Regions from separate parts of the Mus musculus genome. Here region 2 is linked to region 1. The links are chromatin loops, found by intact Hi-C in ENCODE. Cell type or tissue: left cerebral cortex. All regions are shown on one strand. Each heading gives the region's core, and the rest is flanking DNA. Links, peaks and the distances in the headings are about the cores only.

Region 1 (7,770 bases), core at 1-4,000:
CATCTTCAAACATCTTTTACAGACTATGCCTTGGTCAGAACCGTAGGAGACATGCCTAGAGGGAGAGGACTTGAGACTTGCTGTGTGTTACCTGTGTGTGTTTTGGCCAGCCTCAACTCCAACACTGTGTCCCTGTACAGAGCTAGGATTTGTTACAGAGGGTCCCCTGTATGGGCCCACTTCCACGTGGGTGGAGCTGTGAGAAGGGATGCACCACAGGTGGGCTTTGCCTGAAGAGCAGCCAGGTCAAGGGCTGGGTACCTGGGAGAGGGGCTGCTGCTCAAGGGAACTGATAAGATTGGCCCCAGCCTTGACCCAGGACATAGTTCACACCCCTGATGCCCCCTCACCCCTTCCTGCTACTCAGCCAGCTACTCAGCCAGCCCTCCCTTTTCAGTATCCTTGTTCCTGTCTCTTTCCACTCTGCCGCCTCAGCTGAGGCCCTCCTTGTCTCCTGGAAGCACCGCAGCATGCCTGCTGGGCCCTACATCTCTTACTTGCTACAGTTTGTAACTTAAGTCGTCCGTCACCCCCCCCCCACCCACCCCCCCCCCGTGGCAAAGGCTTGCTCCTCAGGGTGCTGCTATTGGAAGGTAGTGGCGCCTTTGAAGGTGAGACCCAGCTGCTGGAGGCCTTTGGGTCACTAAGTGTGCACACGGAGGAGACTGTGGTACTCTGACCACTTCCTTTTTCTCTCTTTCTCGCTTCTCAGTAATGAGGTTTTGCCCACATGCCCCTGATACACTGTCACCTGGTACCCCACTAGAAGCCTAAAGCAACAGGTCTGCCTGATCATGGACCAGCATCTCTAAAACTGAGCCAACCCTTTTTTTCTTTTTCGCTTTATTATCTCAGCTGTTTGTTTTTTATGACTTATTTCCTTACTTATTTTGTGTATCAGGCGGTAACCTTGTATGTGGAGGCCAGAGGACACTTGCTTGGGGTCTATTCTCTCTTTCTATTGTGTGGGTTCTGGGAATCAAACTTAGGTCCTTAGGCTTGCCAGCAGGCACCTTTATCTGATGAGTTAACCTGTTGGCCCAGGTATTTGTTACGGTAAAGGCCAACTGACTAATAACATCTTCTCTGGAATACAGGAGGGGATCACTGTACAGCTTTAGAAATCAAGAAACATGTACTTCCAACACTCAGAAGGATCTCTGTGGGTTCGAGACTAGGTTGGTCTACACAGAGAGTTCTAAGACAGCCAGGGTTACATAAGGAGACTCTGACTCAAAACAACCAACCAAACAATATGTTACTGGGGTGGGATGCAGCTTGGTGGTGGAACACTTCCTAGAAAATCTGAGGCCCTAGGTTCCATCTCCAGCATGACAAGACAGACAACCACAAAGCCCCTCTGGTAGCTCTCTGTAGACTCGACATTATTCCTCTCCTCTGCCCACACAGCCCTTACCTAGAGTCCACCCCCATCCTGGAAAGGCTCTCGTCCAAGGTGCCTGCCTATCTTTCTCATCTACAGGGTGGAGTGAGGGCTCCCTCATCCGAGCTACTTATGCATCCTGTCACGGGCATCTGCCCAGGCCACTGTGGCCACGCTCCACATCCCCATGCTTCCCTTGGACATGCTCTTCTTTTGACACAACACCTGGATTGGGCCATCCTCAAAATCTTGCCCATTCTCCACAAGGCCTGAATGTCACTTTCTCCTTCAAAGGGGTGTTCTCTTCCTCCCTCAACTTCAGGCTACCTCACGCTGGAAACTTTGCTTCTCATCTGAGGTTCTATCCCCATATTAGTTTCCCCAGACACTCTCTCAGAGGGCGTGCCTCTTAGCTCTCGGCGCCCCAGCACTTCTAGATTACACTCCTACAGGCCTCCTGTAAAAAAGGGTCATGTGGCCTGGTTCTTCATGGTGTATCTGGCAGAGAATTGGTATTTATTGCATAACAAATACAGAAGCAGCATTTCTTCAAAGATCGTGACAGACCTTTGTAGAAACCAATCGCTCCCAATTTAGTTATACCATCTGCCTCTCCTAGCCCCTCCCTGAGCTCTAGGACCAGTAGACACCCGCCTTACCTGGCCTGCCCCCCGTGGTTCATCCCAGTAGTTCCACCCGGCCCCACCCATCACCTCCGTCCGCTCCTCAGACCCCGCCCCTCGGGCACTACACCATCTCCATAGCACCACCCGACCGTCTTGCCACTCCCCTCCCGCTCCAGCCGATCCCACCCGATCCCCCTCACGACCCCTTCCTTCAAGCACCGTCCACCTATACCGCTCCAGTGGCAGCCGGGCCCCGCCCAGGCCCCACCCGACCCCGCCCACCACGTGCTCCGCCCCGCCCCTCGGCCCCGCCCTCCAACGGACTCCACCCTGCCCCACCCACCTGTTCTGCAGGCCCCGCCCCTCCCCTCGGGCCCGCTCACCTGTACGCCCAGGGCGACACGCTGCGCAGGTTGGTGGGTGGCCGGAAGCGGCGGTCGGCGGCCCTGCCCCCGGCCGGGCAGCTGGCATTGCGCGCCTGCTCGCGCGGCCCGAGCTGCAGCGTGTGGTGGAAGGCGCTGAGCACGCCGGCCGCCAGCCGCCCGTACAGCTGCTCCAGGAGCTCCTCCGGCCGGTCCGCGCAGTCCCGCGGCCGCGCCGGGCGCCTCCCGGTCCTCAGCGCGCCCGCCGCGCGGCCCGGCGCCAGTGCCAGCAGGAAGCCGACCGCGAGCATCCAGACCTGCGGGACAGGCCGAGCTCAGCGTCGCGGGACCCGCCCGGCGCTCCGCACACCGTGAGGCCCTCCCCGAGCATGGGCGCCGCGCGGGCCGGCCCCCGAGCGCCGTCCCCGCCCGCCCGCCGCCCGCGCGGTCCCCGGGGCCCGGCCCGCCGCCGGCCCGCGCGCCCCCGGCCCCCGCCGCCGCCGCCGCCCAGAGCCGGAGCCCGCGCGGGGGGCGGGTGCGGGGCGCGCGTGCACGTGTGCGTGTGCCTGCCGGGCTGCTGCGCGGCGGGCTGCGAGTGCCTGTGAGACGCCTCTCCGGGCCGTCCCGCCGTCCTCCCCCCGTCCCTCTGCCCCAGCCCGGCCTCGGCCATGCCTCGCCGGTACCCCCGAGGGCGCTCACCAGTGTCCCCAACATCGCGTCGCCGTGATGCTTTCCAGACTTGTTAGGAGGGGGGCTGAAGGCTCTTCTGCGAAGTAAATAAGGGCGCCGCACACGCGGGGCGTGTGGCCTGCGGGCTGGGTGTCGCCCCTACAGAAGTGGACTGGCGGTCCGCCTGGCTGGAGGAGGAGGAGGTGGTGACTGGCCTCGACGCCTCGGCACGGACCAGTGGGGCCTCGGGGATGCAGTCGAGAGGCCGACTTTGGCTCAGAGGAAACGGATTTCTCTAGACATTGAAGCGGTCCAGGAGCTGGACAGGCCACTTGGAAATGAATGAACTCCAACCTAGAAGGACTCTCCTTCTTGCGACCACTTCCTCTTCTGGGATTTCATAGTTCGAAGAATTATACAAGAGATTAAAAAACAGTTATGTTCTGTTAGGCTAGAAGGAGGCTGTTTTCCCTTAAATACTCATAAAATGACTCCATGCCTCTTATTCAGCTAAGGGCCGAGTAATAAATACCCTCCCCCACCTGACACATGCTGTAAATGGGCATCTCTTGGTCTAGTTTTACAGTGTTGGAGAACTCAATCATGGTAATTAATTGTGTGAGCAGACATGTAAAATGAGCCTAAAGTTCTGTGAATAAATTAAGGGGAATCAGCTCAAATGAAGGACTCTATTGAATCTGAAGAGAGCTTGCTCACTTACTTGTTCATTATTTAAATGCCTTGCTTACCAGGCATCCAGCTAGTGAATATGATTACTTTTGAGCATTTACGCTTTGAGAATAAAGAGAAATGGCTGAGACTAGCTGAACGCTTTTTGAAAGTGTGCAAAATATTTTTTTGACTCCCTAAAACGGCTTGCAGCTTTGGGTTTTAACCAAGTTGTAAACCAGTGGTTAACTGCGTTTCAGTTCTGCTATGCAGAAAAACACTTGCCTTCAATGTTTTAAAACTGAAATACTTTGTAGCGGCTCTACCTTTAAAAGTCCCTTCAAACCTTACAGCTTAAAACATTTTACAATTCCTAGTAAACACATTTGGGTTTATGAAACACTTTGACTCGCACATAAATTGTTAACGTTGTCTCCTTCCTAGTAAAAAAACGGGAATAAAGACATCAGCACTCAAGTACTACTAATTTTCCATTTGAAAGGTACAGCGTAGGAGTATTTTCGAGGCGAGCTTGTCATTACCAGAGTTCCACGGAACTACTCACTGTGCTAATCAACAAAGTACCTTCCAGTGTCTGACCAGTTTGTGGAAGCCTCCAGTTACTGAAAACTTAAACTGAGTAGAGCATAAGATTCATTTGTGATTAAACAGGGGAGCAAAGGCTATAAATAGGTGCAGATTAAATAAAAAGTTCCCAGATCTGAGCATTTTATGAAGATACAAACATGTTAATAATTATTCCAGACTTGAGGCTGGGGAGATGTCTCGGTGGGTAAATGGGTTGTTGTGTTCTAGGGGTGGCCCAGGTTCTATGCCTGGGTCCCAAATAAAGGTGGGAGGAGAGAACCCACTCCACAAAGCTGTCCTCTGACCTGCACATCCATCCATCTTGACCTGCATGTGCATTGTAGTGTGTGTGCTATCACACACGTGACTTTTTACACAATTCTAAAGATATTTTAAAGATTAATCCAGTTACGAGCACTGGCTGTCTTGCAGAGGACCTGTGTTTGGTTGCTAGTACCAAAATGGTGGCTCACAGCCATCTGACACTAGTTCCAAGTGGCTTCACTTGGCTGTTCCAAGTCTAGCAAAGCTGCAAAAGCAATCTTTCAGGTGCCCATGAGGCTAGAAGAGAGCATCATATCTCTTGGAATTGGTATCACAGGTGGGTTGTAAGTGGCCTATTAGAGTGCTGAGAATTGAACCCTGGTCCTCAGTGAGAATGATGGCCAATGTTAACCGCTGGGCATCTCCAAAGCTTCCAAAGCCAGTGTGGGATTGGCTCGTTCCATCCTGACCTTGGATTTCTGAGTAAGGTGCACGTGCAGACATTTTCTCTCCTCAGAGGCTCCTCACATAGCAATCCGCACAGCTGCCATGCACCCAGCTCCTCCCATTCATGGAGATTTTTAGCACTTGGACCTTTCATTATGTGTTCTGCTTATTTTTGTTTTGTTTTGTTTTTTCGAGACAGGGTTTGGGTTCTGCTTCTTAATCCTGCACCATCAACCCGTACTGGTTCTGAGTGCCCACTTGCAGTTTCGTCCTCCACCAACCCAGTCTGATCTTTGACATTAAATTGTGTGGCCATATCCAAGGTCTCCTCATCAGAAACAGCTGACCGCATCCTTGGATCTGATTCCAGTGATCACCCATGTCCTGTCCTGCACCTCTATCTTCAGATCATGCCGTTTTCCACTCACATCGAAACTTTCCCTCCTCATATCTTCTCGAGTCCAGTTTCATTGCTCATCTTTATTATCATATTCTTACAGTCCTTTGGTGCTCCATTATTCTGCAGTACTTGTCTGCACTAAGCTCTTTAAAAAAAAAAAATCACACATGGTTTGGGGAGATGGCTCAGCCACTAAAGTGCTTACTATACAAACATGAGGACCAGGGTTCAGTCTCTCGGAATCAATGCAGAAAAGCTGGGACTAGCATCTGGCTCAGATTAGCAATTTTTTTTCTGGTTTGGAGAAATGTCCTCCAAGGTCTATGTATACAAGGTAGTCCCTGGGGCTCTGTCCTTGAAGGGGTAAACCCTGAGATTAATGGGGCTGTTCCACCATGATGCACTTCCAGTATTGTGATAGTGTTCTATATTCATATATCTGTCATAGTATTCTAGGCTCCTATGTTCTGTCATAGTGTTCTATATTCATATGTCTGTCATAGTGTTCTAGGTTCCTATTTTCTGCCTTAGTGCTCTATGCTCACATGTTCTGTCATAGTGTTCTATGTTCATATGTCTGTCATAGTGTTCTGTGTTCACATGTTCTGTCAAAGAGTTCTATGTTCACATGTTCTGTCATAGTGTTCTGTGTTTGTATGTCTGTCATAGTGTTCTGTGTTCTGTCATAGTGTTCTATAGTCATATGTCCGTCATAGTATTCTGTGTTCACATGTTCTATCATAGTGTTTTGTGTTCATATGTTCTGTCATAGTGTTCTATGTTCACATGTTCTGTCATAGTGTTCTATGTTCATATGTTCTGACATAATGTTCTGTCATAGTGTTCTATATTCATATGTCCATCATAATGCTGTGTTCATATGTTCTATCATAGTGATCTGTGTTCACATGCTCTGTCATAGTGTTCTATGTTCATTTGTTCTGCCTTAGTGCTCTATGTTCACATCTTCTGTCATAATGTTCTATGTTTGTATGTCTGTCATAATGTTCTGTGTCCGTATATCTGTCATAGTGTTCTAGGTTCATATGTTCTGTCATAGTGTTCTAGGTTCATTTGTTCTGCCATAGTATTATGTTCTGTCATAGTGTCCTGCCATAGTGTTCTGTGTTCATATGTTCTCTGTCATAATGTTCTGTGTTCTGTCATAGTGTTCTATGTTCATATATGTCTGTCATAGTGTTCTATGTTCATATATTCGGCCTTAGTGCTCTATATTCACATGTTCTGTCATAGTGTTCTATGTTCATATGTCTGTCATAGTGTTCTGTGTTCACATGTTCTGTCATAGTGTTCTATTGTCACATGTTTTGTCATAATGTTCTAGGTTCATTTGTTCTGCCATAGTGTTCTGTTATGTTCTGTCATAGTGTCCTGTCATAGTGTTCTGTGTTCATTTGTTATCTGTCATTATGTTCTGTGTTTTGTCATAGTGTTCTATATTCATATGTCTGTCATAGTGTTCTGTCATAGTGTTCTATATTCATATGTCTGTCATAGTGTTCTAGGTTCCTATTTTATGCCTTAGTGCTCTATGCTCACATGTTCTGTCATAGTGTTCTGTGTTCATATATTCTGTCATAGTGTTCTATTGTGTGAAGAGATACAATGACCACAGCATTTAATTGGGGCTGGTTTACCGTTCAGAAGTTTAGTCCATTATCATCATGGCAGGAAGTATGGTGGCACACAGGCAGACATGGTGCTGGAGAAGGAGCTGGGAGTTCTACGTCCAGAACCACAGAAAAACAAAAAGGGAAAGACTCTGGGCTTGGAATGGGCTTTTTGAAACCTCAAAGTCCACCCCCAGTGACATACTTCCTCCAGCAAAGACAGACCTCCTAATCCTTTCAAACTGCCATTCTCTGGTGATTCAAATGTATGAGCCTATGGGACCATTCCCATTCAAACCACCACAAGTACCAGTACAGGCTCAAAGCAATAGGACTGTTTTAGGGTTTTACTGTTGTGAACAGACACCATGACCAAGGTAACTCTTATAAGGACATTTAAGTGGGGCTGGTTCAGAAGTTCAGTCCATTATCAAGGCGGGGGAGCATGGCAGCATCCAGGCAGGCATGGTGCAGGCAGAGCTGAGAGTTCTGCATCTTCATCTGAAGGCTGCTAATGGAAGACTGGCTTCCAGGAGCTAGGATGAGGGCCTTAAAGTCCACATCTACACTGACACAGGGCCATACCTTCTAATAGTGCCACTCCCTGGGCTGAGCATATACAAACCATAACAAGGACCAAGTAACCAGAGACTAAAGCCAGAGAAGCACTAAGCTGAGATAAACTTCCCCCACTCTAGATTGGTTAGCTCAGGCATTCTGTCACAGTAGT
Region 2 (7,770 bases), core at 1,728-5,727, 120 kb after region 1:
GGCCAGCCTGGGACAGAACAAATTCCAAGTAAAGAATAGCTTAGGTCCAGGTATGGTGATACACACCTTTAATTTGAGCCATACTTTCTGCTGGAGGCCAACATAAGGACAATGGAAAAAGGAAGGATTCTTTCTTTACCTGCTCGCCCTTACTTGCCAGCACATCTGTTAGAACCTACTTCTTCAGGATTCCAGCTTATACAGAAGACCGGCTGAAACACCCAGCCTCGTGGGACTGAGCAACTACTAGGCTCTTAGACTTCTCACTCACAGCTGCCCATTGTTAGATTAGTTGGTCTGCAGGTTGTAAGTCTTTCCAATAATTCCCCTTAATATAGAGAGACATCCCCTAAGTTCTAAGACTCTAGAGAACACTGACTGATACAGAAAGAGTGTTTAAGGCAGGGTCCTGGTTCTCGCTTCAGCACTTCCATTTCAGCACTGTGCGTCTTTGGCTAAGTCCTTCTTGTTCTGGAATCATTTTCTCACCCTTGGCAGGGAGGGGTCAGACTTGACTTCCTGGCACCCTAATGGCTTTTGGATCTTTGATCTCATCTGTCTTTTACTGACTTTGTCGGAGAAAGCAGTTTGACCCAGGCCCTTAACTGCCTCGTTGTTCACAAGGGAAAAAATAAAATAAAAAATTTCCGAAGGAAACTTAGGTCAACACTGATTTCTCACTGTAAGAACCAGCGGAATGTTCTAGGGTTAAGCCAACCACTTAGTATTCAGTGTAAAGGCGATTGTTGATTAAAACGGAGGGGAATGTTGCAGATACGGGGTGGGGAAGACATATGGAAAAATATTAAATGTTCAAATTGCTTTTATAGATGGAAAATGGGTAGACAGGGGGGTCTTTGGTGCCCTTTCATTGCTGCCCAGGAGACCCTGAGTATGCTCGGAGCAAAGTGGAGCCGGCTGAAGAGCCCACACTAGGTCCCTTTCATGGGCTTTCCACACTGCTTGCTTGTTGTTGCCGGGGCTTCCAGGCTTCCTGAAGCCAGTTTCTGAAAGGATGGTCTGTGTATCTTATGTGCAAAGTAAATTTCCACCCTGTGGGCGTTCCCTTTTTCCACTTCAAATGTGCTTGCTTATTAAAAGCCTTCTTGCCTGGTATAGCGCGTTCCCCTCCCCCACCCCCTCTGTCTGCTTGCCTGCATCAGCAGTGGAGCTGATTTCATCCGTAATTCAGCTTCCAACTTAAAAGTGGCATCTGTGAAGGTTGGAATGTGGGTTGGAAAGAAACAGAGATGTCCTTTCCAACCCAAAGTAAACTCCCCCTTGTTCAGCCTCCAAAATCACCAACAAACGAGAACACTAGAGTCTCCAAAGGAATATTATATTTGATGATAAGAAACAGTGGGACACGGGGCCCTAGCTCAATGGTTGAGCACTTGCCTAGCATGCGCAAAGCCCCGAGTCCTAGCTTCCATTTTGTTTCACAAAACAAACAAAAATGAAAGCAAGCAAGCAAACACACAGAAAAATTACCACATGCTGCTTTCAGCATCCTTGATCTGTTCCTGAAGGCCTCGCAGAAAGAACTCTGCTCACTCTTCAGTCAACCTTTCGTTATGGGGCGTCCACAAACGTGTACGTCAGAAAGGAGGCAATCCTGGCAAATAGAAAAGCACGCGCAAGATGTGCTGTGCTGCCCGATCCAGAGCCACGTGCTGCTGGTGACTGCTTCAAACTAAGTTTAATGTGGTTCAAAGGACATTACTTTATGTGGGAACCTCGACTGGGCGGGGAGCAGAGGGCGTCACAAACCCAGGAAACAAACTATGGAGACCAGCATGGAGATGCAGAGCAGCAGCAAGCGGGTTTTCTGGTGTTGTTGTTGTTGTTGTTGTTTTAAATACAGCCTTTGGACCAATGGGGGAATTGATACAAGCTCTGGAGCAGTCAACCATCCCATTGGCACTCATTCTTTTGTCAGGAATGCACTCCTGAAATGTTACCATCTCTCCAGTCCCTGAAGGCTCTGCTTTTGTGGTCCAGGAACCACTTACAGGTCCCCCCTTCATGTCACTATTGTACCGGGAAGTATTTTCTACAACATAGGATGCACAGATCACAGCTGTACACTTTTCTAGGTGACTCGTCTCCTTCAAAAGTCTTTGTTCTATATTTTCTGTTGTTTTGTTTTTGCTGACCTGGAATTCACTATGTAGACAGGTTGTCCCTGAACTCATAGAGATCCTCCTGCCTCAGCCTCCTCAGTGATCACCTCCACACCTGGCTGTTCTCTATTTGTTTATGGTGACAGTAATGGGACACATGTAACAGACAAGCAAAGGGGGCCTAACTTGGGGCAGAAGCAGCTGGAATGGGGAATGAGGTACAGAGAAAACCAGTGGGGGAGGGGAACAAATGAAAAGGTATAGTGTAAAAAAAAGAATAGCCCGTGTATAAAGATGCCACGAAACCCATTATTTTATATGCTGACCTAAAACTTTGATAATAAAGAGTCCTTGTCCTCCGTTTTCAAATTCAAGTTAGATATATGTGTGTACAGGTGTAGAACTGTGAGAAAAAAAAAAACAAGAAAAATCTTTGTCGTTACAAGTACGTCTTCACCCATTAGCAGCTCCGAAAGGAGCACCTACGTGCATCCTCTGAAACCCCAGGATAAAAAGTCAAAGGAAACATTGGGCAGCTCAATAGAAGGCTGCTTTGTTAGAATTCTCTCAGCCTGGCTTCCATTTCTAGCACAGACAAACAACCCTCAAAAGTCACCCTGGGTCGTGATGCAATCAGTCTAGTTCCTTGCCTGTGTGCTTGTTGAATTAGCTTCTTGCTTTGGGTAGATTTCACATTCGGCGTCTCCAACACTTCTTGACAATCCACCCACCACTCAGAGCATCCGGAACACACACACACACACACACACACACACACACACACATTTAAAATATATGTGATGTCATCTTTTAGTGACTTCAGAGATTCCTTGGAAAGAAGCCACAAGACTTATACGTGGTTGTAACAAACAGAGCTGTGTGACAAAGAGCCACCATCTGTCTGAATGTAGTTACAGTCAAGCTCATTAAGTTCCCTAAACAATATTATTATGTGTGCTGGCTAGTTTTGTGTCAACTTGACACAAGCTGGAGTTATCACAGAGAAAGGAGTTTCAGTTGGGGAAATGCCTCCATGAGATTCAGCTGTAAGGCATTTTCTCAATTAGTGATCAAGGGGGAAAGGCCCCTTGTGGGTGGGACCATCTCTGAGCTGGCAGTCTTGGGTTCTATAAGAGAGCAGGCTGAGCAAGCCAGGGGAGGCAAGCCAGTAAAGAACATCCCTCCATGGCCTCTGCATCAGCTCCTGCTTTCTGACCTGCTTGAGTTCCAGTCCTGACTTCCTTGGTGATGAACAGCAGTATGGAAGTGTAAGCTGAATAAACCCTTTCCTCCCCAACTGCTTCTTGGTCCTGATGTTTGTGCAGGAATAGAAACCCTGACTAAGACACAATGATCGCAGCTTTTGTTACACATGTTTGGATAGGCTGTGCGTTGCCTGAAAGGGACATAACTACCTAAGGTGGTCCTATTTATAACATAGGCACCATAGATTTGATACTTATAATAATAGTAATAGTGAAAGAAAGATGAAATTTCAAGACCTATAAGTCATATAAAGTACTCAGAAATTGCTGGTTGTTTGTGAGCCTAGAGGCTGCCTGGGGCTGAGAAAAAAGAAAAACAAACCTGGGTATGCCCCGTAGTTAAAATATTCCTGGGAACAGCTTGACCATAAGATAAAGAGGAATGTGAGGACATAACAGGGCTATCTAAACTGAGTCAACAACTCACAGAACTCTGACACCCTGCACGTACATGTAATTTTTCTGCTGATGTTTGAATAAGCCAATAGTGTGTCGCTATGCTGAATTCCACACCCCTAAGCCCCTTACCCCATAAAAACCCCTAGCTTTCGCGCCTCGGGGCCGACATCTGTTATCTCCTGTGTGGGATGCAAGTCGGTCCGGAGCTCTGTAATTAAACGACCTCATGTAATTAAGGACCATCAAGATGGTCCTTTGTGATTTTTTGGGTGCACGCCAAATAGGGAATGGAGTGGGGGTTTCCCCACTAGGTTCTAACAATAGTAAAAAAAAAAAAAAATCGTCCAGAAGATGGCAGTAAAGTATCTTGGTTTTGTTTGGGAGAAAAAATACCCAACTTTGAATCTGAGGAGATGGCTCAGTAGGTGAAGTGCTTGACGCATGAGCTTGAGGATTTGAGTTTGGGTTACCAGGAAACATAAATGTCAGTTCAGGGATGTGTATGTATCCCTGGTGCTGGGGGCAGAGGTGAAAACTAGAAAAAACAAGGTAGAGAGTGATTGACTTCCACACTCAGGTGCACAGCTAGCTATACATTCACATGCACACACACACACACACACACACACACACACACACACACCTGAAAATGTGCACACAAAAATTGTGACAAAGTTTTGCTGATTAGGATTTGTTTCTTTAAAAAACAAAACGCTAAACATTATTATAATGAAAATATATCATAAATTGAGATCAGCCAGACTCAAAGTTTATCCATCTTAATGAGCTAGACCAGTGGTTCTCAACCTTCCCAATGCTGCAACCCATTAGTACAGTTCTTCATGTTGTGGTGACCTCCAACCATAACATTATTCATTGATACTTCATACTGCTGTGAGTTGAATTGGAAAAATTTGACCTGCCCGATATCTGATATTTGATGCCTATGAAAAGGTCATTTAAGACCAAGGGGTCACGACCCACAGGTTGAGAACCACTGTTCTACGCACTTAAAAATAGCCATTCTGAAGGTGTGGAGTCTACACTGGGTCCAGTATAACACGTGGAAGGGAGAATACAAAAGGGTGTATATTAGTTTGATGAGGAAGAACAGAATGCAGGCTAAGGCCACGTGGCCATGGAAGAGGACGTAAAGCTAGCTGGTTTTCTAGTTAGGATTCTGACATGGATTTGGAAGTAGTGGTGGATCAGGGTGCAAATGCCTAAATCCATAGATGCACAAGGCTTTTAAGTAAAACGAGTAGCAGTTTCGTAAAACCGATGCATATCCATCAGGTTATTTCCAGTACCCACAACAATGCCAACGCTGTGGGAATAGTTGTTACACTGATTGTTGAGGGAGCAGTTACAAGAGGAAAGTCTGTATGCGTTCCTTACAAATGTGGTTTTTTTTTTTTTTTTTTTTTTTTTTTTTTTTTCCAAAATATACACGCCCTTGTGCTTGGTTGGATCTGACAGTGTGAAGTGCTGACTATACCACTCACGACCACTCAGAGCTGTGGTTTGGGACACAGAGCGATGATCATATTTGACTTTGGAAAAATCTAAAAAGCAGAAAAAAAAAACTGCAGGGCTAAAAAAAAAAAAAGTAGCTGGGGTGGGGGTGGGGGTCGGGGGAAGAGTGGGGCAGGGGGCGGGGCTGTGAGTGAGTGAGTGAGTGAGTGCTTGCTCAGTAAAGACACCAAAGGCAGGGGATGTTGCTATGCTGAGATCAGCAAAATTCAGAGTTTTTAAAGTGAACCCAGATGAGGAACGCTTGGGAGCCCACTGGGATCATGTGACTCCAGTTCAAGAGGACAGGTTCACCTGGGTCAGCAAGACTCCCACAGGAGAGGGTGGCAAAGCAGGCCACCACCGGGAAGGGAGGCAAAGGGGCAAAGGGTTCTTCCCAGTCACAGGGGTTAGTTTAAATGCTCCGGAGAGTCCTTCTGGAGGTTTGGTCCAAGCGGTCAAGAGAGACTTGAATGTCCTTGGGATCCGGAAATCACAAAGCATCCAAAGCCCCTCCCTGTCCTCCAGCCTGACGTCAGACAGAGAGAGCCAAGCCATAGGAGAGTGCTGTGACAGAGGTGACTGAGAAAAGGCCTGAAGTCACACGACCCACCCTCTCTTTCCCTCTCCCTGAACTGCTGCCAGGGGGCGCAGGAGATTTAACCTCGAGACAGAGGCTGTATTTACAACTAAATTCCCTTAGGCGTCATGTTTATTCCCAAGTGTAGCAGGATGCTCAAGAGCCCACCCAGCTCTTTAAAGTCAGGGGAATCGGTTCCTGCCTTCATTTTTGAAAATAGGCAGACAAAAATAGAACTGAATCTTGACAGCCTGTTTTTCCAAGTATGACGAACATGTTGTACAGAGTTCTTGACACCATAGTCAGCAGCAGATGTTGACAAATGAGATCTATTAGATTATGTTCTCTCTCCCTCTCTCCCCCTCCTCACCCCCCTTCTCTCTTCAGTGTTTCTCTGTATGGCTCTGGCTGCCCTGGAACTCTCTCTCTAGACCAGGATGACCTTGAACTCACAGATCTGCTTGATGTGATTAAAGGAGTGTCCCACTACTGCCTGGCTGTAGTTTACTCTCTTAAGTAAGTTTTTTATTGTTATGAAACAGATATTTATGAGTCTTCAGGCGAAAAAAAAAACCCTTTTGAGATTTACTTATTTGATTTATTTTTCTTGTTTGTGTGTGGGTGTTTTGTCTACATGCATGTCTGTGTACTATGAATGCGCTGGTGTCCATAGAGGACAGAAGAGAGCACTGGATTCCTTAGGTCTAAGCTGATATTAGTTGTCATCTGGAGTTACAGATAGTTTGAGCTGACAAGTGGGTGCTGTGTGTTGTGGGAGAGCAGTCAGTACTCTCAACTGATGCACCAGCTCTCCAGCCCCTAAAAAAGCCTTACCACATATCCTACAGCTAACTTTTATCTGATTTTTTGATCACTTTAATAATACTATGATACACTAAAATGATGGACTATTTTGTTAATACAGTTTATATTTTTAGGGTCCCTGTCATCAACAAAATCATATTCTGTTCCCTCCCTTTCTTCTTTCCTGCTTCCCACCCTGGCGTGTCCAGGGTCTTACTTTATAGCCCAGGCTGACCTAGAACTAAAGTGCTGTGAACATGTTTTTATTTTTTTATTATGGCTTAAAGGTAAACCTTCTCTTTTTTTTTTTTTTTTTTTTTTTGTCCCATCATGTCGCTCAAGCTGCTCTGGAACTCCTGGGCTCAGGTGACTCTCCTGCCTCAGCCTCCTGAGGCAGCCATCACAGGCACCAGCCCGTGTTCCCGGCTTGCTTATTATGTTGAATTTTATTTCACCTCGACTTGTTTGGAAAGTAATCTTCGTTGTCTACTCTGGGGTTCAGGGCTTTGATTTTTTGTGTTCTGTAGGGCATGAGTAGAATAAACCACTTTGGAGCCACGAAGATTCCTGGTGGGAACGGTGTCCCCACCTGCACAGTGTCACTGTCAAACTGGAAAAGGAAACGAAGCAGGAGAGCTCTGAGTTCCTTCCCTTGGTTTTGGAAGTAAATGAGAGAAAGCAGGAGCATCATTGAAGCGTAAGCCTAGTATGTGCTTAGTAAGGAAAAAAGATAAAACATTTATTATTTTGTTGGAGACCAAACATTAAGCGTTTGTTAACAAACACATGTAAGAAAAAAAAAAAAAAAAAGGGTTGAGCGATTGAATGACCCAAACTTGAGCTTTGGTTATACACTGTGTGGTGCTGGTGACCAGCATCCTAGCAGCTCAGAGAAGAGAGGAGCCGTCATGGATGTAGTCATAGTTGCCAGGGGGAATGGAGTGGGCTATTTAAAAGGAGAGAAAGCTTCAGGTAATTTCTGGCAGAAACAGTCTGAGATTTGGAGAGGCTGTGGCTAAAGAGAGCTTCTTCAGCACCCCAGATCTCAGGGTGAAGGCATAGCTCAGTGGTAGGATGCTTGTCTACT

What was found. Hi-C counts contacts between places; a loop is a spot of excess contacts. Peaks named below come from ENCODE experiments on the same cell type or tissue, not always from the same donor. Only the 100,000 strongest peaks of a DNase experiment are listed, where the experiment ranks them.
Region 2: a loop joins it to region 1, with 2.2 times the contacts of the local background. A loop is called at or near these places in 2 of 42 quality-filtered maps.

The regions. Positions count from the first base shown.
Region 1 is chr14:57,520,223-57,527,992 of GRCm38, reverse strand. Il17d (interleukin 17D) reads right to left here and starts at 3,164. Exons shown (of 3, transcript NM_145837.3): 1 at 3,072-3,164; 2 at 2,394-2,689. The coding sequence starts at 3,086. In left cerebral cortex, for the core only: a CTCF peak has its summit at 2,018; DNase peaks (open chromatin) are centred at 1,484, 2,110, 3,135 and 3,531; H3K4me3 peaks cover 2,345 bases; H3K27ac peaks cover 3,246 bases.
Region 2 is chr14:57,405,708-57,413,477 of GRCm38, reverse strand. No RefSeq gene overlaps it. Among named protein-coding and RNA genes, the nearest start is that of Cryl1, 11 kb to the right of the region's middle. In left cerebral cortex, for the core only: a CTCF peak has its summit at 4,166 (motif pointing right); DNase peaks (open chromatin) are centred at 2,885, 4,184 and 4,797.